Linked DNA regions of Homo sapiens: region 2 is linked to region 1. The links are chromatin loops, found by intact Hi-C in ENCODE. Cell type or tissue: B cell. All regions are shown on one strand. Each heading gives the region's core, and the rest is flanking DNA. Links, peaks and the distances in the headings are about the cores only. Region 1 holds the start of PDE6D (phosphodiesterase 6D). Region 2 holds the start of LOC105373928 (a long non-coding RNA gene).

Region 1 (14,691 bases), core at 4,151-12,150:
TTCATGTCATATCTAACACATCTAACACATTTAGCACAACACTGCCCTTTTCCTCAAGAACAATACACTCCTATTCATGTCCATCTTATGTTCAATAGCAGTATGTTTCTGCTGTGTGTCCCTGACCAATCTTCCTTATCGATATTGCACTGGAGGTTTCTGGTCCTTAAGAATGCATGAATCTACTCCTATTAAACAGCCCATGCTTACAGCACTACTTTTCTAATTTATCAGGATCAATTTGACTTTTTTACTATCTTTTAGGTTATTATTAGCAACAATCTAATTTTACCCAAGGTAAGATAAAAATACTGGATAAAAGGAGCCAAGGATATTCTCTCAATCTCTCCCTCTGCCCCACCAATTCCCATCTGTCTCACAATAGGGTACCTCACAGGTTCACAATACTTCAGCACTGAAATTCTTTGGAAACCTGGAGAATTACAGAGTCTTAGAATAAAGAGAAATTGTTTGCAAACCGTTCTTACCTCCTGCACGTTGGCCAGCTCCAGAAGTTCTCCAAAGACATACACTCCGGGAGCCTCTAAGACCTGGCTTATGAGAGCAGTGAGGGCTGAGCCACTGGTACCTTTGGCTAGTAAAATAAACTGCTCCAGGAGATTACTTGAGGGTTTCTGTTCCCCTGCCATTCTCTGGCCTTGAAATCTGTCCAAAAGAAAATTGTGTCAGTCATTCTTCCTTCTCCTTTGCAAAGTCTGTGCCTATTCAGTGCTGAATCAAACACCAGAATACTTTACTTTTATAGTGTTGATAAAGAAAAAACAGGACAAGTGCAGTGGCTCATGCCTGTAATCCCAGCACTTTGGGAGGCTGAGGCGGGTGGATCACCTGAGGTGAGGAGTTCGAGACCAGTATGGGCAACATGGCAAAACCCCATCTCTACTAAAAATACAAAAATTAGCTAGGCTGGTGGCAGATACCTGTAGTCCCAGTTACTTGGGAGGCTGTGGCACAAGAATTGCTTGAACCCAGGAGGTGGAGGTTGCAGTGAGCCAAGATTGTGCCACTGCACTCCAGCCTGGGCAACAGAGCGAGACTGTCTCAAAAAAAAAAAAAAAAAAAACAGTTCCTGAGTCCAGATGCAATGACCACCTTATGAGATGGGTGGAGTTCAACCTGGAGTTAAAAGGATCTTGTCCTAAATTCTGGTGTTTGAAACACACTTTGTAAAAGTCATTTCACTTCCACCTGTCCCTCCTCCAGAGGCAACACCTTCTAAGTCCTTAAACCTGACCAGGACCTAAAGAAAAACACATGAGTTTCTCAGCAGCTGTTTTATATCCACCTCGTTTATACATTCTGGTTAAGAAATGGAGGATACTGCCTATACACAGAGGCACCGGATGTAAGCAAAAGCAATCAGTTACAGCTCCCACTGTGTCATCAGAATCCAATCTACAGCCAGACAGATAAGGAAAACAAAAAACCAGACAAGAAAGATGTCTCATTTAATCAAGTCAAGTAAGCACAGATAAAGGGAGACATCATTTTGAAAGAAAAGTAGCGATATATTCAAACTAAGAACATACATGCTGTGTAAGACCATGGGGAAAAATCCCTGTATTCGGCCTCCTCCTGATACGACATTTTAACCAAACGTGACTTCAGAATGTGTAAAAAAAAAAAAACCTCAAGAAAACGATAAAAAGATTTGGGAAAACAGTGAAAATATTGTATCAGCGCTCCGAAGACATTAAGTACAGGAGGGTCCCTCAATTGTGTAATCTAATTACACGCTGAGTGTACAGGAGTTCCAGGTAAGATTTCTCCTCCAAGAATGATACATATTAGAGCAGCGTGACAAAATGAACGAAAAACGGTATAGTAGAGTGCAGCAAAGAACAATTTGAAGAATAGTTTGGTGCAAGAGGAACTAAGTTTTGTGTTGGCAGGCACACAGATTAGTTGCCCTTTCACAGTATTAGAGAAACAAGTATGTCGCCTCACTTAGGGTTACCTAAGAAGGTCCGGCCAGACACAGGAAAAACAATGAAGTGCTGGGGAACAACGAGTTTGAGGACGGAAGGGAAAGGGAAAAGAGAAGGGGAGAGGATACGAGGAAGAAGGAAAGGAGTAGGGAAGAAAGGAGGGTCGGTGACGGTAAAGAGGGAAGGAGCGAAAAGGCCCTTCCAAGAGGACCCGTGTGAAGAGACAGATGGGGATCTCTGCAAAGAGTCCCAATGTTAGGAGGTGGGGGTGGAGAGGGGGTAGGGAAATGGAGAGAAACTTCTGTCCCTTCAAAAAATCTCGGCTTAAGGAGCAAAGCCTGTGGGCGCAGAGAATGTAAAGAGACGGAGACAGTCGCTTTCTTCTGGAGTGGGAGGGCCAGAGGCTAGGCACAGAGCGGAGATAAATTCCCGTCAGGGGAGGGCGCTATTTGGATGGACTGGAGAGGGGCAAACGAGCAGCCTTTGGGGATGGGAGAGCGAAAGCAGCCACAGCACTGAAGCTGAGGGTCGCAAGCTGCAGCAGACCTCACGGTGGGCGGTATGCTCCAAGCAGGGCCGCAGGCGTGGAGTGAGGAGCCGCGGGACGCGCTCCCCAAGGCGGGGGCGGGGCGGGCACGGCCGCGGGCTTCCTTGGCGGCGGGCTCTAAGCCGGATCGTCTGGCCGAGCCTGGAGCGCCGGCCCCGCTCGGCCCACCCTCTCGCTAGCTCCTACCTGTCCACGCCACCTCTCGGTCCTCTTAGTCGCTGGCTCGGCCTCCCGGCGCCTGCCCGCAGGTTGTCAAGCGTCCATGATCACCCCGGCGTCCGGCGCTTTTCTGTCTCCGCCGACCCGTCGCCCGTGCAGCTCCCCCGGAAGCCTCCCACCGCTGCACTCGCGTTCCGCCCACACAAGGTTCCACCCGCCGCGTTTACAGCCTTCGACCTCCGGTGGGGAAGTGGGAGCGAGGGGGCGGGGAAGAGTCTGCAGCCCGGGAACCAGGCGGGGAGGGGGTGGCTAGGGGCCCAAGGAGAGGAATGCGGCCTAGACGGTACTGCAGCCCAACCGTCGCCATCGCCATCCCGGGCCCCAAATCCTCCCCTTAGGCTGTGCTTTCTCTCTCAGGAGCTCCCCATGGCTACTGCGCTACCCCTGGGCACCGAGATACATTAAGCCTACTAACTACCACTTATTGAGCGTTTTACCATGTGCCAGGTGCTGTACATGCATTATCTCGTTGAATTCTCATAACTGTGGCTTGTATTATTGTTCCCATTTTTCAGGTGAGTTAACTAAGTCCAAAAGTCAGAAAGTGACAAAGCTTGCTATCTTTGTCAAACCCAGGCTATCTGAGGCCGAAGACGATGTTCTTGACCTCTATTCAGAAAATGTTTTAAAATAAGCAAGAGATGGGTTAAGCCAACAATGGTTCTATGACCAAAATGTCATTGATAGAGTTGCATCTGGTGCTTACCAACTCCCCTGGGAAGATGGCTAAGAAATGCCACATAATTGAACACTTAAACTGATTCCTGTATACACCACAGTCTTTCAGGTCTTGAAAATGAGAGAGAAAAACAGCCCTATTTGCCTATCGTGCGTTAGAATGCAGAAATGAGACAGGACAAATGCAAAGGAGCCTAGCATCAACCAACTCATTCATTTATTCAAAAACATTTCTTTAGCACCTATTATGTCCTGAAAAGTTATATGAAGATAAAACAAAGCTCTTACCCTCAAAAGCTCCAATGTGTTAAATGCTATGGGGAAGATATGACAACACTTTGGAAGCACAGAAGAGGTTGGGGAAGAAAAAAACAGACAAAAAGGGGAAAAAAGGGGGGTAGTGCCCATTGTCACAGAGGCTCGCACTGTGCAGCATATACTGATGTCAAAAAGAAACCCAGAGTGGTTTGACCCCAGGGTTTTCAAGAGTGAGAAATGAGGGGTACAGAGCTGGAGTCAGGTCATCAAAGGTCTTGGAATCCACATGCCAGGTACTGGGGAATTACTTAGGCTTTTTAAGCTAAGGAGAGGTATGAATAATTGCCTTGTTAGAGTGATCATGCTAGGTGCTATAGGAGTGGATTGGATGTGGAGAGAATTGGAGGCAGGGAAAACCTCCGGTGAGGTGACCGATTTATTCTAGATAAGAGATTGTGTTGCCGGGCGCGGTGGCTCACGCCTGTAATCCCAGCACTTTGGGAGGCCAAGGTGGGCAGATCACCTGAGGTCAGGAGTTCGAGACCGGCCTGGGCCACATGGCAAAACTCTGTCTCTACTAAAAATACAAAAATTAGCTGGGCATGGTGATGCACTACTAATCTCAGCTACTCTGGAGGCTGAGGCATGAGAATCGCTTGAACCCAGGAGGTGGAGGTTGCAGTGAGCCGAAATTGCGCCACTGCATTCCAGCCTGGGCAACAGACTGAGACTGCATCTCAAAAATACAAACAAAAACAAAGGTAGTGGCAATTGGGGATGAAAAAGAAGGGACACTGTTGGAGACATTTAGACTATAGAATCTATAAGACTTGGTGACCAGTTGAATATAAGGAGAGGGAGGGAGCATAACACCCAGGATTCTGCGCTGGGAGGCCAGAGCTGTCTAGAGCTAGTGTTAAGTGAACAGGGCTATGGAAGAGGAGGGACAAATATGAGAGTGAGAGGAAGACAAGTGAGTTTAGTGTGACTTCATAGAAATTCCAGCAATGCCTCTACTTCCTCTAGAACAATGTCCAGACTCCATGGCTGCAATTTGGATTTAGTATTTTGGTTTTTTTTTCCCTTAAGAGACAGAGTCTTACTCTGTCACCGCGGCTGGAGTGCAGTGGCACTATCATAGCTCACCTCAGCCTTGAACTTCTGGGCTCAAGGGATCCTACCACCTCCACCTCCCAAGTAGCTAGGACTAGAGGTGCGTGCCACCACACCCGGCAAATTTATTCCTTTTTTTTTTTTTAAAGATGGGGTCTCACTATGTTGCTCAAGCTGGTCTTCCCTGATCTCAAGTGATCCTCCCACCTTGGCTCCCAGAGTGCTGAGATTACAGGCGTGAGCCACCACGCCCAGGCAGTGGCTGCACTGAAAGCCCTTCAAAGTGTGCCTCCCTCCTAACTCCAGCTTTGTCGCACCCCACCCCCTCCCCCTTCTCAGTCCAAACTCCCATGCCCGGCACAACTTACACCCTCCCTCTCAGACACCACACCTATGCTCAAGCTTGCTCTTTTTTGGAATGCTCTTCTATCAGCCTGTAAAAAACCTGCCAACTCTAAAAGCAAAGATTTCTGAAATCCAATGCAAAAAACACTAACCATAATAAAAAGCACGGAACTATTGCACTGTGTTAAAATTAAGAATTTCTGCTTGTCAGATGCAGTGGAGTACACCTATAGTCTTACTATAGCTACTTGCGAGGCAGAGGCAGGAGGATCACTTGATCCCAGGAGTTCGAGGTTGCAGTGGGCAATGCTGGTGCCTGTGAATAGCCACTGCATTCCAGCCTGGGCAACACAGCAGAGACCCCATCCCTCAAAAATATAATTTGTTTCAAAAGACACCAGTAAGAGAGTGAAAAGACAAGCCATGCCTTGGAAAAGATATCTGCAAAGCATATATCAAAGAACTCCATATCCAGACTGTAAAGAACTACAAATCAATAAGAAGACAGCCCAATTTTTAAAAGTTGGGAAAAGAACAGGCACTTCACGAAAGAGGACGTTCAACTAGCCAACAAGCACATTGAAAGGTGCTCAACATCAGGAAAAATGCAAATAAATACCTTAATGAGATACCACATTCAGCCAGAACGGCTACAATTAAGAAGACTGACAACAAAACTCTTGTGTTGACAAGGATAAGAGGCACCTAGAACTCTCTCATATTGCTGGCAAAGGCGTAAATTGGTACAATCATTTTGAAAAACTGGCAATGTCTACTATCACTGATCATGTGCATACCCTCCCTACACACTAGCAATTCCTCTCCTAGAAATGTGTGCAAGTGTCTACAAAAAGAAACATGTAAGAATGCTCACTACGGCTTTGCTAATAATAGTCCAAAAAATAACAACCCAAATGCCCGCCAACAGTGGAAAAGATAAATTGTGGTATAAACATACAACAGAATACTATTCAGCAATTAAAAGGCTACACACAACATGGATGAATTTCACAAAAATACTGATAAAGTAAAAAAGCCAGACACATACTGTACATACTGTATTATTATATTTAACTGGAATTCAAGAACAGAGAAAACTGATCTATGGTGATACAGTCAGAAGAGTGATTATCTCAATATGTAAGGATGTAATACTGATTGGGAGGGAGCACTAAGTGTGCTAGAAATGTTCTATATCTTGATTTGGGTAGTGGCGACAGGGGTGTATACCTATGTGAAAATTGTTCCCATACTGTATGTTACACCTCATTAACAAAAAAAAAACTTTTTTAACATGGAAAAAAAATTCAAGTTCAAATGCCACCTTGTCCATTAAAGTTTTGCCAGCTGCAATGAACCTTTTCATCAGGGCCTCCTTAGCATTCTGATGTCATTTCTTTATGCCATTTTATCACACTCCATCTTGAATCTCAGTGGAGTCTCCTTATTTCCCTAAATATATGTTCATCTTCCTGGTGGCAGTGACCATGTCCTTCACCTTTTACCCACTCAGTGCCTGACAAATAACAGGCTGAAAAGATATTTGTTGAATTACATGGAAGAAAAAATTGGGTGAGTTCCCAGATGGGTGAAAGTGGGGACAGGCAGAGGAAGGAAGGCCAAGAGAAGGACAGAGGAGGTTTCCAAGGAAACCGTGGCTCACACTGTAATTTTACCTACTTCCTGAAATCACATTAAATGTCACCTTGAGTGGCAAAAAACAAAACACCAAATCCTACCTAGGCTGAAAATAAATAAATATCACACTCCCTCACTCGCAAGAAATCCACCAAATAAATGCTACCTAATTCTGGGTGTTTCAACAGTGGATAGGAAAACCGTTCAAGGAGAATAATTCACATTGCCATGCTGCTAAAAATATCACCTCCTTAGTGTGGTGCAAAGAGTCCAGACTGCAAGTCAGCCGACTTAGGGCTGAATTCTAACTCTGCCCGAACTTGCTGTGATCTGTGGCCAATCCCTTCGCCTCTCTGGGCCTCAATTTCCTCATACGTAACAACAGGGGATAGATTAGCAAAGTCCCTTTATGTTTTGATATTCTGAGTATACAATCCATAGCTCTCCCGGTGCAAACCAGGAATACAGCAAAAAACCCTGAAATACATGTAAAAGGCGCCTCAGACCAACAAACAAGCACGATTTGAAGAAGTCATTTTGTTCTCTTTCACGGTTTAATCAGTGTTTTTGTTTGTTGTTTGCAGCCTTACCATGATTTGCAGATGTCTGAGTTCCATGTAAACAGAAGTTAACTCTCTGCGGGCTGTCATCTTCTTTTGAGGGTGAGAAGGGTCTTCCCGTTGGGTTTCAAGTCTCGGGATTCCGAAACGACCAACTCAGCGGGCGGGTTTGTGAATTTGCGCACACTGCGCGGCACACTGGAGTCTAAGTTACAGAGGAACCGAGTGCAGGGGATGCTGGGATTTGTAGTCCCCGGGCCTCTTTGTGGTGCGCTGGGATCTGTGGTCCCCCGAGTGCGCCGCTGGAATGCTGGGAAATGTAGTCTCTGTCGCGTCGCACAGTGCAACTCAGCTGCCGTCTCAGACGGCTAGTGTGCTCAGTGGCTGGAGCAGGTCCCTAAAGCCTCTGCAGATCCGAAGCCAACCCTCCGCTGGGACAAACTCTAGGCAACAACACCAGATGAATATTGTGTCCTATGGGACTTCCCGGGGAGGGCCCTTCCCATTGACGTTAACAGTCCCCCTGCGAAGCCGCTGCGCGCTCCTACTGGCTGGTTGAGATGCCAATCGCCAAGGCTGGCTTTCCATTGGTTCCAGGAGGGCACTGCGAGGCTAGGGGGAAGGAGAAGGGATCAGAAGCGGGAGCTGAGGGGAGAGAGAGGCCGGTCCTGGTCTGGCCGCTGCGGCTGCTAGCCCGAGGTCTCCAAGCCGGGCTGCGGCTCCATCCTCGGCTCCTGGGCACCGTCTGCGAGGCTCCGCCGACCAGAGTGAGAAAGCCGCGGGCGGCGACCGCCGCATCATGTCAGCCAAGGACGAGCGGGCCAGGGAGATCCTGAGGGGCTTCAAACTGTATCCGTCCGGGAGCGGGGCGGGGCCGGGAGGACTTGGGAGGCGGCCGCTCACTGAGGAGACTGGCCGGGGGCGGGGGCCGCGCCAGGTGGGCCCCACAGAAGAAGGGCCGCGGGAGGGGAGAGGAAAGGAACAGCGTGCCGAGCACCCGGCGGGACCCGGCGCGAGAGGCGCCCCAAGGGGCGTCCTGAGGGAGGAAGGGGACGTTGACGGGAGCGCCGGGGGGTGGCGGGTGGAGACGGGGGAGCCTGGGGGACGGGGCTGCGAGAGGTGCCGGGCGTCGGAAACGCTGTCGGAGAAGCCGGCTGGGTTCCGATCCCCGGCCGGGACCCAGAGGCCGGGATGGGGCTGCGGCCCGCGGAGAAGGGCTGAGGGGGCGCGGTGGGCTGATCTCGAAGCCTAGAAGCCTCTTTGGCTATAAGCCTACCCGGGGAGCGGGGAACAGTGACTTGGAGCGGGCGACCTTGTGTGGGACAAATACCAGTGCTTTTAAAACTCTCTCAGGTCCCCCACCGCACCGCACCGCACCCCACCCCCGTCTGGTTTCCACAACTTCTCTTCCAAACTTGTGGCTTCTTCCAGGACTGGAGTAGTTGGGGGAGGTGGGGAAAGAGAAGTCCAAGATCGACCTCGTCTTAACACTCTTGGCCTTCTCAGGCATTGGTCACTGCTTCCCCCTCAGCGCCTCAGTTTTCTTTCCAGCAAGATGAGGACCATAGGCTTAGGTGTGGGGTGCCTCGCGCTGGGACTCCTAGCCGAGGTGTCTTTGCTCGCTCCTGTCGGTGCGGTTATGCCTAGCTGTGGTGGAGCTGTCCAGCAATGGTGTGATGTCGCTGGGGCCACGGTAGGATAGAGTGGGGTAGAGAAATCATTGCCTCGGGCCTGTTGTGGTGCCCCTTTTGCATCCTCTCCGTAAGGAAGCTTTGTGTTTTCGTGGAGTGTGTTAGTCTGTCACCATATGATGCAGATGAAAAAATGCAAACTTGGATATTCAAATTTTCCATTCTCCTGCCAACTTTAATCTCTTCATGCATCCTATCTGTAATCTATAGTACGAACGTTCTTAAATTGCTCCCTCAGTGAAAAGGTAGTCACCACTTCAGGGCTCCTCCCTTGGAGGTTTAGTAAAGCACTGTTTTCTTGGTATTCTGTTGCGTTTTCACAATGTCCATGTCACGCTTGCAAATTTAATTGCTTTGCTATAATCAGAAACCAAGTTGGTAATACATTTTAGACCACAGTGCAAAAAGGAAGTTTTGGATGTACAAGTGAGATTTTTCGAATGGAAATTGATCTATGCTTTTTAAAAAAACTAAAGGCTGTATCACCTTTGCATACTACCATCTGTGATAAACTTTCAGTACTTTCATGTTTTGGTTTAGTAGCAGCCTCTTTTATAGCTCCATGTGCCTTTCTGTGTTTCTCTCCATAATGGATCAAATAGGTATATAGGGATGACTGAAGTGCTGGAAAAGCTATGACATGGATTTTATTTTTCCCTCAAATAATTTATACTATTAACATCTAACAATGTAATAATATTGCTACTTAACATGCTTTGTAGACAGTAAACCGGAAACTGGAGAATTGAGAGATTTCAGAAGCAACGTTTTCATCTGATTGGAAATACCGTATTGCTGAAAAGAAGAAAGGCCTTTTTAATGGCTTTTGAACAAAGCAGAAAAGTTTGAGCTTCTCACCTTCAGTCTTAGCTCTTGAACCTGTTGAGAAAGAGGATAAGAGACAAATACGGAAAAGAGTTTCAGAAAGCAGAATCTGTGTCAGCCCACTGGAAGGAAAAGCGAATCAACCGATTCAGTGATGTTAGTGCATCCAGAAACAGGCTTTTGGGAAAAGCTTGACCTGAGCTGATTAAATCCTGAAGCACAAGGGAAGCAGCCACATCAAAAAGTTAGCATGAGAGCAGTGGCGTGCTCATCCTCTGGTAGCCTTTACTGGGCATTTGTGGAGTAAGAGAGAAAAGAAAAGCAGGAATGTTAAGATATGCTACTACCTTCAGGAAAAAGTAAAATTAATGTTTTAGTAAGAAACTGACTATTGTCCACCTTTTATTGGGTAAATAGATTTTCTGAACTTTCTTTCAGAGTATCTGTTTCTGTAAGAATAGTTTATCACTGCAAAAAGAGCACCATTATGTTCTCCCACCAGCAGTGTTGATAGTACTCAGTTTTCCACGTTGACTAGGTCAGTCTTTTTTATTTGCCAGTTTGGATAACAAATGATACATTGTTTTAATTGGTATTCTTCTGGATCCCTAGATCCATGAAAAGGTAATGTAGCATAGTGGTTAAGAGCTATACTGGACTATGTCTCTATACTGCCTGCATTGGAATTCCAGCCCTGCGCTCCTAGTTGTGTGTCCCTGAGCAACTGCTTTAACCTCACCTCAATTTTCTTATCTGTAAGATGGGGAAAATAATAGTACCTATCTCATGGGGCTGTAAGAGTAAATGAGTTGATATCTAAAGCATTTAGAAAAGCACCTGATCCACAGTGAGCATTATGCTTTAGCCAGTGTTATTCTTGTTATTATTAGAGAAGTTGCACATCTCTTCTATTTGGCCATTTCTTTTTCTTCTGTAAATTGTTTGTTAATTTTGTTTTTGCCCATTTTACTATTGTTTATTTTTCTTATTTGTAGATGTTCTTTACATATTGTAATATCAATCCTTTGCCTATTATGTATTTTGCAAATATTTTCTTTCAATGTATTGTCTCCTTTTTTGTTGAACAGAATTTTTAAATTGTCATTTCAAATTTATTTTATTTCATTTGTTTGAGACGGAGTCTTGGTCTGTTGCCCAAGTTGGAATGCAGTGGCGCAATCTTGGCTCACTGCAACCTCCGCCTCCCAGGTTCAAGCAATTCTCCTGCCTCAGCCTCCTGAGTAGCTGGGATTACAGGTGCATGCCACCATGCCCAGCTAATTTTTGTATTTTTAATAGAGATGGGGTTTCACCATGTTGGCCAAGCTGTTCTCAAACACCTGACCTCATGATCTGCCTGCCTCTGCCTCCCAAAGTGCTGGGATTACAGGCATGAGCCACCGTGCCTGGCCTCAAATTTATTAATATTTGCCATCTGGCTTTTGCATTTTGTATCTTGTTTAAAAAGATCTTTCTTATCCCAAGATTAACTAAATATCCTATCTTTTCTTCTCTTTTCAATGTTTAGCTCTTTAATCCACCTGGAACGTATTTACACATTTGGTATGTGGTAGACATCTAAGTACTTCTGCTGTTTGGATAGCCAATAGTTCCAGTACTATTTACTAAGTAGTTAGTCCATCTTTTCCTCACTGTTTTGAAATGCCATCCTTGTCATATACTAAATTTTCATAAGACATAGGTTTTTTTTTGGATTATTTCTGTTTCATTGATCTATTTGTCTCTTCTTGTACCTATACACATTTGATTGAATTATTATAGCTTTATAATATGATTTAGTATAGTTTACAATAGAATGGTCTGTGACTAACATAATATGTGTGTTTAAGGTCCCTACAAATATGTGCCCCTTTTGTTCACATGGAAGCTTGCCCATATGCCCATAGTAGATAGAAACATGAGGACTTGGCTGGGCATGGTGACTCACACCTGTAATCCCAGCACTTTGGGAGGCCTAGGTGGGAGGATTGCTCAAGGCCAGGAGTTCAAGACCAACCTGGCCAACATAGCGAGACCCCCAACTCTAAAAAAAAAAAATTTAAAGATACTGCATAAAAGTGAATACTGTATGCATAAATTAGGCATGGTCTGAGTGAATTCAGTAGAAGCTTTGTATTTGCCATCAGTTGTTTCAAAAACAAAATCTTATAAGATTTTATTCTTGTATCACCTTCACCCCATCTCACCCTACCTCTTTCAGAGTATCTGTTTTTGTGAGAAGAGTTTATCACTACAAAAAGAGCACCATTATGATCTCCTGCCAACAGTGTTGATAGTACTCAGTTTTCCACGTTGACTAGGTCAATCTTTTTTATTTTTGCCAGTTTGGACAACACATTGTTTCGATTTGTATTTTCCTGGATCCCTAGATCCATACAAGGTAATATAGCATAGTGGTTAAGAGCTATACTGGACTGTGGCGCTATACTACCTCTCAAGAAATGCAAGGCTCTCATACACATTAAGAACCTTGCATTTCTTTCTTGTTTGTTAAAAGCATAACATTTCCTAATTGTAAATTAATGTTATGAATGAAATGTTACTTGGGGAACAATATGATTCTCCTGCAAATATTTTGGATTTGATTATTTTAAGCAGCTGACATAGAGATTGATGTTTGTAAATCCCACGTTTCCCATTTCGTTCCTTCAACAAAGGTCTGTTGGGTGACTATTATGTATAGGGCACTCTACACTTGAAGGATACAAAAATGAATAACTTACAGTCCCTTCTTTCCAGAAGCTTAACCAGCTTTATGTCTGTTTAGAAGGAATATCTTCAAAAGCAATGCATTTTTTAAAATTCTATTTAATTTTCCTATTACAAACGCCAGCCACCTAGAGTGACCTTTGTAAATATTATTTAATATAGCCTTCTAATGTAGCTAATGTTTAATGTGTTTTTTATAAAAATGGAATTGTAAATATCACTTTGTAACTTACTTTGTTCACTTAATAATAGATTTACCATGTTTATGATTTCCAAAGATAGTTACTTTCAGTTGCTTTCACTGACAGATTTGTCACAGTACTCTTTTTTTTTTTTTTTTTTTTTTGAGACGGAGTCTTGCTCTTGTCACCCCGGCTGGAGTGCAGTGATGTGATCTCAACTCACTGCAACCTCTACCTCCGGAGTTCAAGCGATTCTCCTGCCTCAGCCTCCCAAGTAGCTGGGATTACAGGCACCTGCCACCACGCCCGGCTAATTTTTGTATTTTTAGTAGAGAGGGGGTTTCGCCATGTTGGCCAGGCTGGTCTCGAACTCCTGACCTCAGGCCTCCCAAAGTGCTGGGATTACAGGCGTGAGCCACTGCACCTAGCATTTGTCACAGTACTCTTATACTAGCTTTCTAGTATAGTCTGTATCTACTGTTTTGCCTATTTGAATAGCTTTTTCATCAACATAAAAATATAACTTTATTAAATTAACAAGAAACTGACAGACTTCCATAAGAATGAATTATGCTTTTATGATTTCATTATCTTTAATCCATCTGAATTTTCTTTGGTATAAGATACAGAGTAGTAATGTAGCTTTTTTTTAATATTGGCTTATTGTCTCCATTTATTTATTTAATTCATTTATACGTCAGATATTATAATATCCAGAATATAAATGGCTGCCTACAAATCAATAGGATAAGCATTTAACTCAAAGTGGACAAAGGATATGAACAAGCAGTTCCTAGAAGAAAAAGCAGATGACCAATGAATAAATGAGGACATGCTCAACCTTGTTAAAATAATAGACTATCTTCCGGGTGCAGGGGCTCATGCCTGTAATCCCAGCACTTTGGGAGGCCAAGGTGGGTGGATTGCTTGAGCCTAGAAGTTTGAGACCAGCCTAGGCAACATGGCAAGACCCCGCCTCTACAAAAAAAAAAAAAAAACACACACAAAAATTAGCCAGGTGTGGTGGTGCATGCTTGTGGTCCCAGCTACTGGGAGGCTGAGGTGAGGGGATCACCTGAGCCTGGGAGGTGGAGGTCGCAGTGAGCCAAGACTGTGCCCCACTGCATTCCAACCAGGGTAACAGAGTGAGACCCTGTCAATAATAATAATAATGGACTATCTCTTCCCAATTAATTGACACAGATTTAAAAGATTGATAATATATATGTATATCCTGAAAGTGGCACTGTACGAAAATAAAATTAAAAATTAGGCCAGGCACAGTGGTTCACGCCTGTAATCCCAACACTTTGGGAGACCAAGGTGGGCAGATCACTTGAGGCCAAGAGTTTGAGACCAGCCTGCCCAACATAGCAAAACTCCCTCTCTATTAAAAATACAAAAAATTAGCCAAACTTGGTGGCACACGCCTGTAATCCCAGCTGCTCAAGAGGCAGAGGCAGGACAATTGCTTGAACCCAGGAGGCAGAGGTTGCAGTGAGCTGAGATCACACCACTGCACTCCAGCCTGGGCTACAGAGTGAGACTCTGTCTCAAAAAAAATAAAAATAAAAATTTATTAAAAAAAAAAAAGATGCCAGGCACAGTGGCTCATGCCTGTAATGCCAGCACTTTGGGAGGCCAAGGTGGGCGGATTACTTGAGGTCAGGGATTCGAGGCCAGCCTGGCCAACATGGTGAAACCCCGTCTCTACTAAAAATACAAAAATTAGCTGGGCATGGTGTGGACAGCTGTAATCCCAGCTATTATTAGGGTGCCTGAGGCAGAAGAATCACTTGAACCTGGGAGGCCAAGGTTGCAATGAGCCGAGATTGCACCACTGCACTCCAGCCTGGGTGACAGAGAGAGACTCAGTCTCAAAAAAAAAAAAAGATAATATTCAGTGTTCACAACATTGAGGGAAAGGGGCACTCTCATTTGGTTTATGTGTGTGTG
Region 2 (14,691 bases), core at 3,790-11,789, 170 kb after region 1:
TCTCCGGTAAACAAGTCCCAGGGAATGTAGTAAAACTCCCGTGGTTTCCAGGAACCTTGTCACACTGCAAAAAAAAAAACCCACAAAAAACAAAAAAACAAACTCTTGGAGGCCCGCATCAGTGTCTGGGGGTGGGGCGGGGGTTCTCCTTGGAGGACTTTGGAGAGACTTGGAAATTCTGAGCACAGATAATGGAGGCTCCAGGTGCTTGGGTCACAGCCAGGAAAATCATCCAAGACGCAGCACGATGCGGGAATGGCGCGCAGCCCTGCGGAAGGCGGCCAGGCCCCACAGATCGGGGACAGGGGTAGCTGTCACCCCTCCCCTGGGGACCCGGATGCTGGGGAAAGGAGACTCTCCAGGAAACTGAACACAAGGTGGCCTACATTTGCCTGGGAAGGCCAGGAAGTCGGGGTAGGGGTGGGAGGATGGAGTGGGCTGTCCCCATGGCTACCCTCCAGGGCGGATCTGTGCACTCCAGGGCCCTCGGACACTCCCCACCTCCTGACGGTACAGGCAGCACCCTTGGAGGTCTTCTCAGGTGAGGCTGCCGCTAGTGACAAAGGACTAGTGACAAAGGACTTGTGTGGCCCCTCCTGTAAATGCCTGGGGCTATGTGCTGAGCAACAAAGCTAATAGGGCCACACCTTGGTCGCCTTCCGTCTTAACTTGTTGCTAAATTCCTTCAGTTTTCAGATCAATTAGACGCATAAATTTCTGATGACTGCCACGGGATGTTCCGCATCTCCATCCATACTGCGGAGATGCCGCTATGAGGAACAACGAGTAACCTTCAAAGGCGGCTGACCCTACTGATTAATTACAGTGAGCCCCCACAGCCTCATATCAATAACAGGGAAACGAAGTCAGTTTCTGCTGACTTTTGCTCTCGACAGGTTGAATGTTGAGTTCACGTGGACACCACAGAATCATGATATCCTACAGATTCAGCTACTTGGGGACATATTTTAAGCTAGCACTTTCTCCAAAGCCTCTCAGGAAGGCAGCAACTGCTTGTGAGCTAGCAGAGAAAGGTCTGCACAGCCTCAATCATTCATTTCACAAATGCTGAGACTCGAGGCTGCTGTGTGTCACGCTAGCTCCAAGGTTGCAAAGAGAGGACAGGCCCTATATGGAGGAAAGGATGGGGCCATGACCACGGTGCCACAGGCTGTAGGCCCCCAAGGACAGCCCTGTGCTGCATTTGTGACTGTGTCTCTTGCACCTAACAGGAGGCCCAGCATTTAGCAGATGCTCAATAAAAACAGTGACAAATGAATAATACAATGTTATGTCTTTGATAACAGTGATCTGGGAGTTCAGGGAGAAAGCAGGTAATTCTGCTTGGGAATTAAAGGCTTTGAAGAAGGAATGACAGGTCCCAGCTGGTCTTTGGAATGTAGGAGGCAATGGGCAGAGAAGGAAGGGCAGTCCAGGAGGAGGGCAACAAGCAGGAGGGTGTGATGTGGCAGGAGGTCAGACCCAAAGGAATCAGCATGAGGAGGACTCTTGAATTGCAGGTGGTCCAGCCCCTACAGACTCAATGCTCTGTTCACGGATTGTACATAGATACTGTCCACATGATAAATTCCTCTTAGAATCAGGAGCCAGTTTCCCTCTTTATTTTTTATTTTTGTAGACATGGAGGTCTCATGATGTTGCCCAGGCTGGTGTCAAACTCCTGGCCTCAAGCAATCCTCCCACCTTGGCCTCCCAAAGTGTTGGGATTACAGGCGAGAGCCACTATGGCTGTCTGGGTTCAATCTTTGAAAACATTTTCTTTTTTCAAATAGTAAAAGTATGCTGTGGTTTCTTTTTCACCTTGACTGTTGGGAGGCTCCTGAAGTGCTGGCTTCCTTATGTTTTTTGGTATCGTCTAACAGCCCCACAGAGGACTTTTTACCTAATAGGCTCTATATTGGTTCTCTGTTGCTACATAAGAATGTCACCACAAAGGTAGAGGGTTAAAACAATACGCACTTAGCTTGGTGCGGGTGCACACACCTATAGTCCCAGAGACTTAGGAGGTTGAAGCAGGAGGAACACTTGAGTCCAGGAATTCACAGCCAGACTGGGCAACATAGTAAGACCCCATCTCTACAAAAATGAAACAAACTAACAAAAACACATATTTATTATCTCACAAATTTCTTTTTTCTTTTCTGTCTTTCTTTCTTTTTTTTCTTTTTTGAGACAGAGTCTCGCTCTGTCGCCCAGGCTGGAGTGCAGGGAGGTGATCTCGGCTCACTGCAAGCTCCACCTCCCGGGTTCACACCGTTCTCCTGCCTCAGCCTCCCGAGTAGCTGGGACTACAGGCACCCGCCACCACGCCCGGCTAATTTTTTGTATTTTTAGTAGAGATGGGGTTTCACTGTGTTAGCCAGGATGGTCTCAATCTCCTGACCTCGTGATCCACCCACCTCGGCCTCCCAAAGTGCTGGGATTACAGGCGTGAGCCAACTCGCCTGGCCTTTTTTTTTTTTTTTTTTTGGAGACAGAGTCTTGCTCTGTCGCCCAGGTTGGAGTGCTGTGGCGAGATCTTGGCTCACTGCAACCTCTGCCTTCCAGGTTCCAGGTTCAAGCGATCCTCCTGCCTCAGCCTCCTGAGTAGCTGGGATTATAGGCGTGTGCCACCACACCTGGCTAATTTTTGTATTTTTAGTAGAGACGGGGTTTTACCATGTTGGTCAGGCACGTCTCGAACTCCTGACCTTGTGATCCACCTGCCTCAGCCTCCCCAAGTGCTGGGATTACAGGTGTGAGCCACCATGCCCGGCCTCACAATTTTCTTTTTCTTTTCTTTTCTTTTTTTTTTTTTTTTTTTTTTTTGAGACGGAGTCTCTCTGTCACCCAGGCTGGAGTGCAATGGTGCCATCTCGGCTCACTGCAACCTCCCCCTCCCGGGTTCAAGTGATTCTCCCACCTCAGCCTCCCAAGTAGGTGGGATTACAGGTACCTGCCATCATGCCCAGCTAATTTTTGTATTTTTGTAGAGATGAGGTTTCACCATGTTGGCCAGGCTGGTCTTGAACTCCTGACCTCAGGTGATCCGCCTGCCTCGGCCTCCCAAAGTGCTGGGATTATAGGCGTGAGCCACCGCACCCAGTCTATCTCACAATTTTCTTACAGGAGTCTGAGCATGGCTCAACTGGGTCCTCTCCAAGCCTGTGATCAAGGTGCAGGCCAGGGCTAGGGTCTCATCTGTGGCTTCACTGGGGAAGGATCTTCTTCCAAGCTCGTGTACTTGTTTGCAGAATTCAGCTACGAGCAGGTTGTTGGACTGAGGGCATCAGTTTCTTGCTCGTAAGCCAACAAGGAAGGAGGCATCCTAGCAAAACTGTCATTACAATTTCATATAACGTACACATAGTCACATCCATCCTGTCACCTTTGCCATATTCTGTTAGTTAGAAGCAAGTCACAGGCCCCACCCACACCCAATGGGGGGCGTCTCAGAAGGGCATGGAGACCAGAGGGATCATGAGCCCACCTTCATGTCGGTCAGCCACGGGTCCTCATCAGATATTAGCTGCTGGTCAATTGAAATGCTCCCTTTGGCAACTGAAGGTATCATTGTTACATGGATGTACTTGTTGTCTCCCCAAGAAGATGGTGAAGTGAGCTCTCTTCCTGCTAAGAATGTTCCCCCGAGCCTCTGCTACAGCACTGGGCACAGGCAAGTGGGTCAATAAATATGAAATGAAGAAATATTATAGGATGCACATTACTGCTGGAAGGACTTGGAGTTTTCTTCCATCAGGGTAATGATCTGACTGGCATACATTTCTCAGTTGACAGCTGTGATTTAAAAAACCCATAAAACAACTGTAACAGCCACAAAGTGGGAACTGCAGCAGACATCGCCGTTACGAATGTGACTCTTCCCAAGAAAAATGTCTCCTAAACCCCAGCACCTATTGTTTTCCTCCTACTCTACAGACGAGCTATGTATATGAACACCACTTCCTGAGTATGCCTGTGCAACACTTTACTAGCACAGTATAGGAGCACAGGCTCTGTGCCAGGCTGCCGCGGTCAACTCCCAGCTGAGCCTCTGCCTGTGTGACCTTGGACAGGTCGCTTCACTTCTTGTGCCTGTTTTCTCATCTCTAAAATGGAAGTGATAATGGTGCCCACCTCCCAGAGTGGTTATGTGGGTTAAATGAATTAACATATGTGAACAGCCTGGCAAGTAGCAAATACTAACTGTTTGCTATCACTATTGGAAGTTTAATTCCATTTTTAGAATGCGTCAAGATCAAAGCATTTCTCTTTGTTTCTGCTTTCCCGAACTCTGCCTTTAAAGGGAGGAGAAAACATTCTGACTAGAAGGAAAGTTCTGGAAAGTGTATGTTTGAGTAGGTGGGAGGTGATGAAGAGGAATAATGCTTCAGGCCAGGACTTAAGATTACACTTGTAATCCTAGCACTTTGGGAGGCCGAGGCTGGAAGATCATTCGAGCTCAGGAGTGAGACCAGCCTGGGCAACATAGTGAGACCCATCTCTATTAAAAATCCAAAAAATTAGCTGGGTGTGTTGGCACGCATCTGTAGTTCCAGCTACTAGGGAGCCTGAGGCAGGAGGATGACTTGAGCCCAGGAAGTTGAGGCTGCAGGGAGCCGTGATTGCACCACTGCACTCCAGCCTGGACAACAGAGTGCAATCTTGTCTCCAAAACAAAAATAGAATATTCTCAGCCTGAGCAAGGACATGGAGATTGAAGGGTGAGCAGTCGATATGACAGCTGAGGATGAAGGAACAGCAAATAGGATTTAGTGGTGCAATCACCTCATCTCTGAGTGACAGAACTTTTGATGTTTGCCCCCTTATGGGAGTCACAACTGGGATCAAGCACCTGCCAACGGGCTCTTTTTCTCTCCTGCTGCCCCAAGGCCGGCCCTGGTCAGGGAGGACAGGTAGAAACCATCTGACACCACTTGAATTGGCACCATTACTATTGGCACCACCGGAATTGACTAGATCTTAAACATGACTTACTCCTCTGTGCAAGGTGAGGGAAGAAGAAAGGAGATGCCAGAGTGCTATCATTTTGGGAACTGGATGGCATCCTGCTCACCCCAATATTTTTAGGTGAGTCTAAGGAGGGCCTGCTTGTCTGATCGGTCTAGTCAATATCAGTTAGCATACTAGGTGAGGAGTTGTGCACCTTGAAGGCCTCTGTTGCTATGGCGTTGAGGGGACTGATGGAGGAGGGAAGCAGGTATCTCGGTTAAAGTTCCCCTTATGGCAGGGCTGGGCCCCAGCCAGGGGCTGTGCCTCTGCTCCTGGAATCTCCCACCAATTCTACAAGGGCAAAGGGCATCTGAGTTATCCTGTGAGCAGCAGGGAACCCAGGTGTGGGATCAAGGCTTTATTTTTTTTAATTCCTTTAATTAATTAATTTTTTTTTTAGAGGGAGTTTCGCTCTTGTTGCCCAGGTTGGAGTGCAATGGCGCGATCTCGGCTCACTGCAACCTCTGCCTCCAGGGTTCAAGCGATTCTCCTGCCAAGTAGCTGGGATTACAAGCATGTGCCACCACACCCGGCTAATTTTGTATTTTTAGTAGAAACGGGGTTTCTCCATGTTGGTCAGGCTAGTCTTGAACTCCCAACCTCAGGTGATCTGCCCGCCTCGGCCTCCCAAAGTGCTGGGATTACAGGCGTGAGCCACCGCGCCTGGCCCTATTTTATTTATTTAGAGACGGAGTCTCGCACTGTCACCCAGGGTGGAGTGCAATGGCACGATCTCGGCTCACTGTAACCTCTGCCTCCCGGGTTCACGCGATTCTCCTGCCTCAGCCTCCCGAGTAGCTGGGATTACAGGCGCACACCACCACACCCGGCTAATTTTTTGCATTTTTAGTAAAGACGGGGTTTCACTATGTTGGCCAGACTGGTCTCCAACTCCTGACCTCGTGGTCCGCCCGTCTCGGCCTCCCAAAGTACTGGGATTACAGGCGTGAGCCACCGCGCCCGGCCAGGACCAAGACATTCTCATCCTGGGATGGTTGGGGATGGGGACTGGTGTGCTGCCTCTGAGAGCAAAAAAGAGGGTCGAGAGGGGAGGCGGCCGAGACACAGGGACACCTTAAAGAGCAGGCAAAGCTGATCAAGAGGACACCTGGAGGAAGGGCCCTTCCAGAGCAGCCTGCCCGTTCCCTCATGACTGGTTAGGCCAGGGAGCTGGCGCTCAAAGCTGCCGACGGGGCATTCCCTCTCACTTGGCACAGCAAGACAGCTCTGGGTCTCTGACCCTTTGCGGATCCGGGTGTCCCTCCTGCTTCGTCCTCCTCCCACCCGCACCTCCAGATCTTTCCCCACCTGAAGGCATGGCTGCCTTCTGCCGGGCTGTAGGAAGGGCGCCACCTGGGATTCCAAAAACCCCACAGAGGCAGGCACCTTTCCCCAGCCTGAAGCACCCCATGCGTATCTGGCTTCTCCTGCAGGGCAAACAGCGTTTCTTACACTTTTCCCGCCAGCATAGCCAGGCAATAGCTGGGAGGCCCCCAGGCGCGCAAAGTCGCAGCGCGCGGAGACACAAACTGAACTCAACCCGGCGCGGGCAGGATCGGTGGCGGACGCGCAGTTCCCACGGGCACGGGGGATCTGAGAGGGTCCTGGGGCTCTTGAGCTTGACCTCACTCTCAAATAATCCCCCCACAACTCCCTCACCCCGCCCTGCTCCTTTCTCCAAGGCCTCTCTTCGGTTTATCTCCACTTCCTTACTGACAGCGGGAAGGGGGTTAAGGGAGCACGTAGTCGTCCCCCAGCCGTGTCGCTTTCCGCCCCCGGTTGAGCCCACTTTCCCGTGGAGGGGGGAGGTGTTTCCGCCCGGGAGCTGCTGCGCGCGGTGATCACACGGAGGTCTCCCGGGCGCGCCGGGCCACGTGCGTGCGCGCGCGCGCGCGGGTTCCCCCTCCTTGGTGGACCAGGCCTCCCAGGGCCCCTACTGCCCCATCTGCCCCTTGGTGAAAACGTGAAGCCTTTTGCAACTGCGAAGCAGAGGAGACCTCTGTCCTTTCCAACGTACAGCCCCAGGGAAGGACTCAGGGCGCGGGCAGCGCCTTCGCGAGATGCCGAAGCGCGCGGGCCCGGTGACCGTCAACTTTGCGCACAAATGTGGGGCTGGGAGGACGCAGGTCCTGGAGGCGGGGACAGTGGACAGAGCAGCGCGTCTGGAGAGAGGGCTAGGATCCCTGAAACAGGACTCGGGGGCAGCCGGGGCAGGGGAGGCTGGGGGCGGGGAGGCGGCTCGCCAGTGCTCCAATTGAGCCCTGGAAAATCCCAGGCGCGCAGGGAGAGGCGGGCCGCTTCGCGGGCAGGCCGGGGACGGCGGGAACAAAGGCGGCCCGAGGCCGGATGCAGTCATGGAAAAACCCATCGGGGCGCCTGGGTGGGGGCGGCGCGCTCCCGGCAGACTCGCCGCCCTAGCAGGCCGGCCCGGGCGGGGCTGCTCTCGGCCCCCGCCCCGGAGCGCGCCTCGCGGAGCAGAAAAAATCCCTGGCGGGGAGGGGGCGCTGGTCTCCGGGACTGGGAACCAGAAGCTCCCACGTTCCAGATGCCGCGCACCGCGTGCTGTCGGCCGCGAGGGGCGAGCGGCCCGGGCTGGTACCCGCGGAGCACACCCGGGGCTGCACACGGCCACCTGGTTGACTAGGGGAGGCCGGCATCTCGGGGGCGCGCACAGAGCCAGGCGCGGACGCCTGTGCCGAGTTGCGTCTGGCCGCCACCGGCTCCTGCACACACATGATCACTTGCACGCACGTGCGCCCACACACGCGAGCTGCCTACAGCTCTCAGGGCAGAGGGAAGGAAACGGTTGGACAGAGGGGGCCGAAATAGATGTTCGTTAGGGCGGGTCCCTGGGGCTAGATACAGAACCTCAAGCTGGGGGCGGGGGGCCTTTGAAGAAGCTACGGTTAGGCCCGCCCCCCATTTTACAGGTGCAGGGACTGGGCCTCCCCGGCGGACGTGCCCAGGTCCCGCCCCAGGGTTAGAATTTCCCTCCGGTGAAGGACGCTGCCGGCCCAGATCCTGGTGCTGTAAACCTGGCTGGAGCCGGGGAGGCAGCACGACGGGTTTTTTCTATAGAAAAGGAAAGTGTTGGCTCAGGTTGGACCCAGTGACTCGAGGCCTTTTCCAGTTCTGACTTTTTATGAAGAAGGAACTGGGCCCAGAGGCCATAAAAGGAGTTGGTAGGAGCTGAGAGAAAACCTTGGTGCCTGTTTTGGCCTCAACCACAGGCTCTTCCTGGTTCAAATGTCCCATTGTTTATTCGTGCTGCTGCCTACCGTGGGGTGTCGAGGAGCAAAGCCTGACCCCGCGGGGTCCCTGGGGTGGGGAAGGGATGTCAAGCAGGACAGGGCTGCAGAGGGGGCTCCCGGCTCTGCCCAGATGGGGAGGGTGTGGGATGGGTGGCTGATGGGGGTCCCTGGAAAACAATGAAGCAGGTGCCCAGGCTTCCAGAAAGTTCAGGTTGGAGAAGGGGCAGCTGGAATTGTTGCTGGAACACAGTGGGGGAATAGGTTGTGGTGTTGGCCACGACTCAGAACATAGGATCAACGGGGGGCGGGGGGGGAGACCCCGCTAGGCAACAGGGCCAAATGAGCTAGCATTTGCTTGTGGTCCCATTAGGAACTGACCTTGGAAGCAAATGACGCAGCGCTGCCTGTCCCTAGCCTCTTGATCTTACCCAACATCTTTGGGCCTCAAATTCCTCATCTGTAAAATGGGAGCAGGCACTCCTCCACAGGGCTGGTTTGGGAATTGAAAATGGGTATATGTAGGTTTCCGTCCCCCCTTCCCTTCTCCCTCCCAGTGGGGCAGGGACGAACTCCCACCTCCACTCAGCATCTCCCGCGTTTTTGCCACTTTTCAAAGTCTCTGGTGCCTGCTCCCCGGGACTCCTTCCAAGGCCTGGTTTCTCGCGAGCAGGTTGTTGGGGGGGTGGTGGGGGGTAGGTTCAGTAAGAGGAAGGCTGGGGGAGCGGCGCCCCCTGGTGGCCAGTTGCAGGAGAGCCTGGACGGGCCCTGGGGACAAGTCCAGGCTAACCTGGTTAGTGCCGGATGGCGTCTGGCACGTGAGAACCTCCCAGGGGCTGACCATGGGGCTCCACTCAGGGAGGCTTCCCTTCTGACTCACTTTCCCCGTTGAGTAAGCAGAGAGAATGCTGGTTCCCCACAGCAGCGTTTCCTCTGCCTTCTCATGGCCCAGCTTCTTTGGCCTCAACAAAGAAGGAACTGTTGAGGCCAAAGTTCCTGCCCAGGAGGAATGAAGGAACCTGTTATTTATACTGTGCCTTGCAGTTTCCAAAGCCCTTCGACGCACATTACTTGTCCTGAGGTGCGCTGCGGCGCTAGACGGAGAGAGGATCCTGGTTCAGACCAGGGCTCCAGCCCCAGGGGTTAGTTGGGATTCTGCCTCCTCCAGCTGTGTAACCAGGGTGACCTTCAAAACATTGACTAACCAGTAGGACAGGCATCGGCCAATCAGAACAGACCCTGCCACAAACACTAGGTTTAGCCAAATGCCTGTGTCCTGGCCGAAGAGTCTGGAATAACCCCCACCGCACAGGGCCTCAATTTCTCCATCTGCAGTATGGGATAGTGCCGGTACTAGCTCCACCTCATAGGGCTTTAGATAAGTTCATGCACGGAAGGGATTTGCAAACCAGGGACTGGCCCACAGATAACATCCCAGGAAGCACCAGCTTTGTTACTTGTCCTGCCTCCTCTCTGCCAGAGGTGAGTCACAGACTTAGTGACTCAGGGTGGCTGCCACTTTTGAGGGAGTCTCCCCAACTGAGTCCTCTGTGTGCAGCTGAGCTCACCTCCTGCTCCCTCAGGACCTCCTTCTTGGGAGCAGCCTCACCTATCCTGAGGCATCCATAAACCCCTGTGGCTGAAAGTTTTCTCTCTGACTCTGGTCCTGATCCTCCCCATGCCTCAGACCTCCCCTCTCTGCTGTCCCCTGAAGCCCCCCTCTCCACCCCACCCCAGCCAGACACTTCCCACAGCACGTCTCTCCCAGAGCCTGCCTGCCCTCAGCCCACCTCCTAGCCTAGAAGCCCAGAGCCATCCTGCCCCAGCCTCTCTCTGCCCCAGGGCAGCTGCTTCCCCCTCTCTGAGCTCCAAGGCACCTCTCAATGTCTTGCCCCTATTACACCAACCTCCCATCTGCCCGCAGCCTCTGGCCATGCCCCTGTCCTTGTCTCTGGTGCACCCGCTGGATTTATCTCCCTAAAACACAGGCTGCAGTACTCCCCGTCTCAAAAGCCTTCAGTGCCCCCTCCTGGCCTTCCCAATCCAGCCCGCACTTTATTCGTCATCACAGTTACCATTTACTGAGCGCTCCCCACCTTTCTCCTGTACCAAGCGTTTTATATGTGTTATCTCATTTAATCTTCCTGCCCCCCCAACAGCTGGCACATCTATTATTATCCCCACTTTGTAGAGGCTCAGAGAGTTAAGTATGATAACTTGCCCAAGGTCACTCAGCTAGGGGGAGGCAGAGCCAGAATTCAGCCTCACACCACCTAACTCCCCAGTCTTGTTTGGCCATCTGAGGGGCTGCTCTCTGAGAGAGCTTTCTCCTGCCTTTTTTTTTTTTTTTTTTTGAGACTGAGTCTTGCCCTGTCTCCCAGGCTGGAGTGCAGTGGTGCAATTTCAGCTCACTGCAAGCTCCGCCTCCCGGGTTCAATCAATTCTTCTGCTTCAGCCTCCCCAGTAGCTGGGATTACAGGTGCCTGCCACCATGCCCAGCTAATTTTTGTATTTTAGTAGAGACTGGGTTTCACCATGTTGGCCAGGCTGGTCTCCAACTCCTGACCTCAGGTGATCCACCCGCTTCGGCCTCCCAAAGTGTTGGGATTACAGGCGTGAGCCACTGCAACTGGTGTCTCCTGCCTTTCTGGGAATTTCTACCTCCTCATTTTGCTGGCCCCTGGGGCTGGCTGCTTCAGACCACTGGCCCTCCACCCTCACACTTGCCTCCTCCTTCCCAGCCTTGTCTTAGCCTGGAATGTACCTTCTCTTACCTCCAATCAAAATCTTCTTCCATCCCAGCTGGGCTTAAGGGCTGCCTCTCTTTTAACCCCTGCCCACTTCCTGCTGTCTGTTACGGGTTTTTCGGAGGCCCTTGAGTTATTCTGCCCTCTAGAAGTGCTTCTTAAACTTTACCATTCATTAGGATTTCTTGGGGATCTTGTTAAATGGCAGATTCTGATTTAGTAGGCCTGGGTGGGGCCTAGGATTCTCCATTTCCTACAAGCTCCCAGCTGGTGCGGATACTGGTCTGAGGACCACACTTTGAGAAGCAAAACCAGAAGATCAGGCCTAGCAAGGTGGGTCACGCCTGTAATCTCAGCGCTTTGGGAGGCTGAGGTGGGCAGATCACTTGAGGTCAGGAGTTCCAGACCAGCCTGGCCAACATGGTGAAGGCCTGTCTCTACTAAACATACAAAAAACTTAGCCCAGCATGGTGGCGGGCACCTGTAGCCCCAGCTACTCGGGAGGCTGAGGCAGGAGAATCACTTGAACTCGGGACGAAGAGGTTGTAGTGAGCCGAGGTTGTGCTACTGCACTCAAGCCTGGACAACATTCTGTGTAAAAACAAAACAAAACAAAACAAACCCAGAAGATCATAGCTAAAACAGAAGCATCAACTCATCAAATGTTCATTGAATACCTACTCAGAGCAAGGCAGTTGGGGATCCAAACAAGTCCAAGTGCTGGACTCCAGCTCCTAAACAGCAGACAGGATATTGCACAAATGCAGGTTAAAGCTAATGTTCAGCCACGTGCAGTGGTGCGTACCTGTAGTCCCAGCTACTCGGGAGGCTGAGGTGGGAGAATCATCTGAACCCAGGAGTTTGAGTCCAGCCTGGGCAACATGAGACCCAATCTCTAAAAACATCCCCAAAACAAAAAAAAACTAATGGGAAAAAAAACAAAACAAAACCCAAAACCTTACACCCATTCCATAGAACACTTCCAGAAATACTTCCAGAAATGCTCATGTGCCGAACAGCAGGTATTTCATGTGATGAATTCATTTTCTGTCTGACCGCCAGTGATGGCTTGAAACAGGTAAAGATTCCATGCTGGGCGCGGTGGCTCACACCTGTAATCCCAGCACTTTGGGAGGCCGAGGCGGGTGGATCACCTGAGGTTGAGAGTTTGAGACCAGCCTGACCAACATGGAGAAAACCCATCTCTACTAAAAATACAAATTAGCCGGGCATGGTGGCGTATGCCTGTAATCCCAGCTACTCGGGAGGCTGAGGCAGGAGAATCGCTTGAATCAGGAGGCGGAGGTTGCAGTGAGCTGAGGTTGTGCCATTGCACTCCAGCCTGGGCAACAAGTACGAAACTCTGTCTCAAAAAGAAAAAAAAAAAAAAAGATTCCATGACTGCCCTGCTTAGAACCATCTGACGCTCCCACCTCACTGACAATAAAAGCTAGATTCTTCTAGATTCTTCCTCAAGGCCCTGCATCCTCTGGTCCTGCTTCTTTTTTTCTTTTTTTCTTTTTTTTGAGACAGTCTCACTGTGTCACCCAGGGGCATGATCTCGGACCACTCTAACTTCTGCCTTCCAGGTTCAAGTGATTCTCATGACTCAGCCTCCCAAGTAGCTGGGACTACAGGCACACGCCACCATGCCTGGCTAAATTTTTTTTTTGTATTTTTAGTAGAGATGAGGTTTCACCATGTTGGCCAGGCTAGTCTCAAACTCCTGACCTCAAGTGATCTGCCCTCCTTGGCTTCCCAAAGTGCTGGGATTACAAGCATGAGGCAACCTCCCCGGCCCTCTGGTCCTACATCTCACCTCATCTCCCGTCATCAGCTTCACTTTTGTTCCCTTGAATCCAACACCTCAATTTCCTTCCCATCCAAGAGCCTTTGAACTTGCCTGGTTAATGTTCATCTTTCAACTTATCGAGGAACTGGCCTCTGATTCAGACGTGGCTCCTCAGAGAGACCCTTCTTGACCCAGAGGAAGTTTGTTCTAAAGCAGGTGCCCCCAGCCACAATCAGATTCTCTGTTGTATCATTCTGTGGTATGATGTTTAACGTCATCACATTAAATTTTTGGTTGCTTTTTGCCTGCTCATCTGCAGGCCTGAGCTCCATGAGGGCAGGGGTGTCTGCTTCATTTTGCTTTACCGTCAGCACCCAGAACAGCATCTGGTGCATAGTAGGCCTTCAGTGAGGATCTGCTGAATGGATGACTGTTACAGGGCATTTGAAGAGGTGGGAGGCGCCCACAGGTGCCCCAGGTAGGAGAGACGTGGCTTCGTGGAGGCAGGTCAGCTTTCCTAGAAAGCCAGCTCTGAGAGGGAGACTGCCAGGCAGGAGGTTCATCAGGGAGTGCTCCTGGGGTCAGCATCTCCGGGGGAAGGCACAGGAGGGGCAGAGGGAGAACTTGGAAGGCCCTGCTGACCCCAAGGGGAGCTCTGGAGCAGGGATGGTCTTGTATTACTCTTTATTATTATTATTATTATTATTTTTTAATTTGAGACAGTGTCTCACTCTGTCACCCAGGCTGGAGTGCAGTGGCACAGTCTCGGCTCACTACAACCTCTGCCTCCTGGGTTCAAGCAATTCTCCTGCCTCAGCCTCCCAAGTAGCTGGGATTACAGGCACACACCACCACGCCCAGCTAATTTTTGTATTTTTAGTAGAGATGGGGTTTCACCATGTTGGCCAGGCTGGTCTCAAACTCCTGACCTCAGGTGACCCACCCGCCTCGGCCTCCCAAAGTGCTGGGATTACAGGCGTGAGCCACTGCGCCCGGTGGGTCTTGTATTATTGTCCTGAGTTGAGGCAAGAGGGCTGGATCTTTCCACCTGCCTTGTCACTCATCAGGATGCCACTGCTCGCCAGTCATTGAGTGAACCCAAGAAAGGGAGATGTGGGCTTTTGAGAGGCATTTCTTCCAGTTGAGGCCATCTCTGGAGGGATCTGACAGCGGAGGGCCATATTGTCTGAGGCCAGCAGCCCTGCAGTTCTGTGGGGCATCGGGCATCCCAGCAAGCTGCCCCCCACGTGGCACTCAGACTGGAGGGCAGGATTCAGACAAGCTGGAAGAGAGCATAGGGCATGCAGGGACCCCAGCAGAGACTGGAAGGGGAGTGGACATGGCCTGACTCCAGGGTGGGGACAAACCCAGGTGGGCCAAGGCAGAAGTTCCCTCCTCTGGCTCTCCGAGGGCAGAGTGAGACAAATCATGGGCATGATGTGGACTCTAGGAGGCCACAAACATGCCCTTGACTTTTGTTCTTATATATTGTTTTAATGTTGATCAGTGTCAGATTCTCATCTGTCAGCTGGTACATTTCACCTTAGGTAGACAGCCCTGCTACATTTTCTTCAAGAGCAAGTGTTCTTCAGCTGAAAATAGGCAGGCAAACTTCCAGTGCTGGCAGGATTGAGCATTTCTGGAAGCGTTTCTGGAAGTGTTCTGTGGTCTTGGTCTTTGATGGGAAAGTACTGGGCAGCGTCCCCTAATATCTAGTGGACCTCTCTGAAGACGCCCTGGACGTCCAGCCTGTGTGGAGTGGGCGGGTCAGAGAAATCCCAGGAACTGGCCAGCAGATGGACCTTGAGCAAGGGAAGAGGTGCACGGTGCCCAGGAAAGAGCCTGGCTTGGTGTCCTGGACTTGCCATCCTGGCCAGCTTCATGAGCATAT

What was found. A loop is a pair of places that touch in the nucleus more often than their neighbours do. Peaks named below come from ENCODE experiments on the same cell type or tissue, not always from the same donor. Only the 100,000 strongest peaks of a DNase experiment are listed, where the experiment ranks them.
Region 2: it touches region 1 in a loop (13-fold over the local background); 44 of 110 quality-filtered maps call a loop at or near these places.

Annotation. Positions count from the first base shown.
Region 1 is chr2:231,774,530-231,789,220 of GRCh38, reverse strand. PDE6D (phosphodiesterase 6D) reads left to right here and starts at 7,939. Exons shown (of 5, transcript NM_002601.4): 1 at 7,939-8,156. The coding sequence starts at 8,107. It overlaps COPS7B (COP9 signalosome subunit 7B), which reads right to left and starts at 2,776. Exons shown (of 7, transcript NM_022730.4): 1 at 2,683-2,776; 2 at 489-666. The coding sequence starts at 650. RefSeq lists silencers at 2,519-2,778, 2,869-3,048, 3,059-3,138, 8,353-8,402, 8,526-8,749 and enhancers at 7,913-8,142, 8,693-8,772. In B cell, for the core only: no CTCF peak of the experiment used is centred there; DNase peaks (open chromatin) are centred at 7,740 and 8,810; H3K4me3 peaks cover 2,504 bases; H3K27ac peaks cover 2,097 bases.
Region 2 is chr2:231,607,035-231,621,725 of GRCh38, reverse strand. It overlaps LOC105373928 (a long non-coding RNA gene), which reads right to left and starts at 9,960. Exons shown (of 2, transcript XR_923987.2): 1 at 8,841-9,960; 2 at 8,141-8,754. RefSeq lists silencers at 314-608, 502-702, 7,158-7,537, 14,282-14,482 and enhancers at 6,678-6,757, 6,694-6,988, 6,709-7,354, 7,355-8,001, 8,368-8,417 and 4 more. In B cell, for the core only: CTCF peaks have their summits at 7,480, 8,817 and 9,019 (motif pointing left); DNase peaks (open chromatin) are centred at 6,915, 7,795, 8,985, 9,735 and 2 weaker places; H3K4me3 peaks cover 2,767 bases; H3K27ac peaks cover 3,177 bases.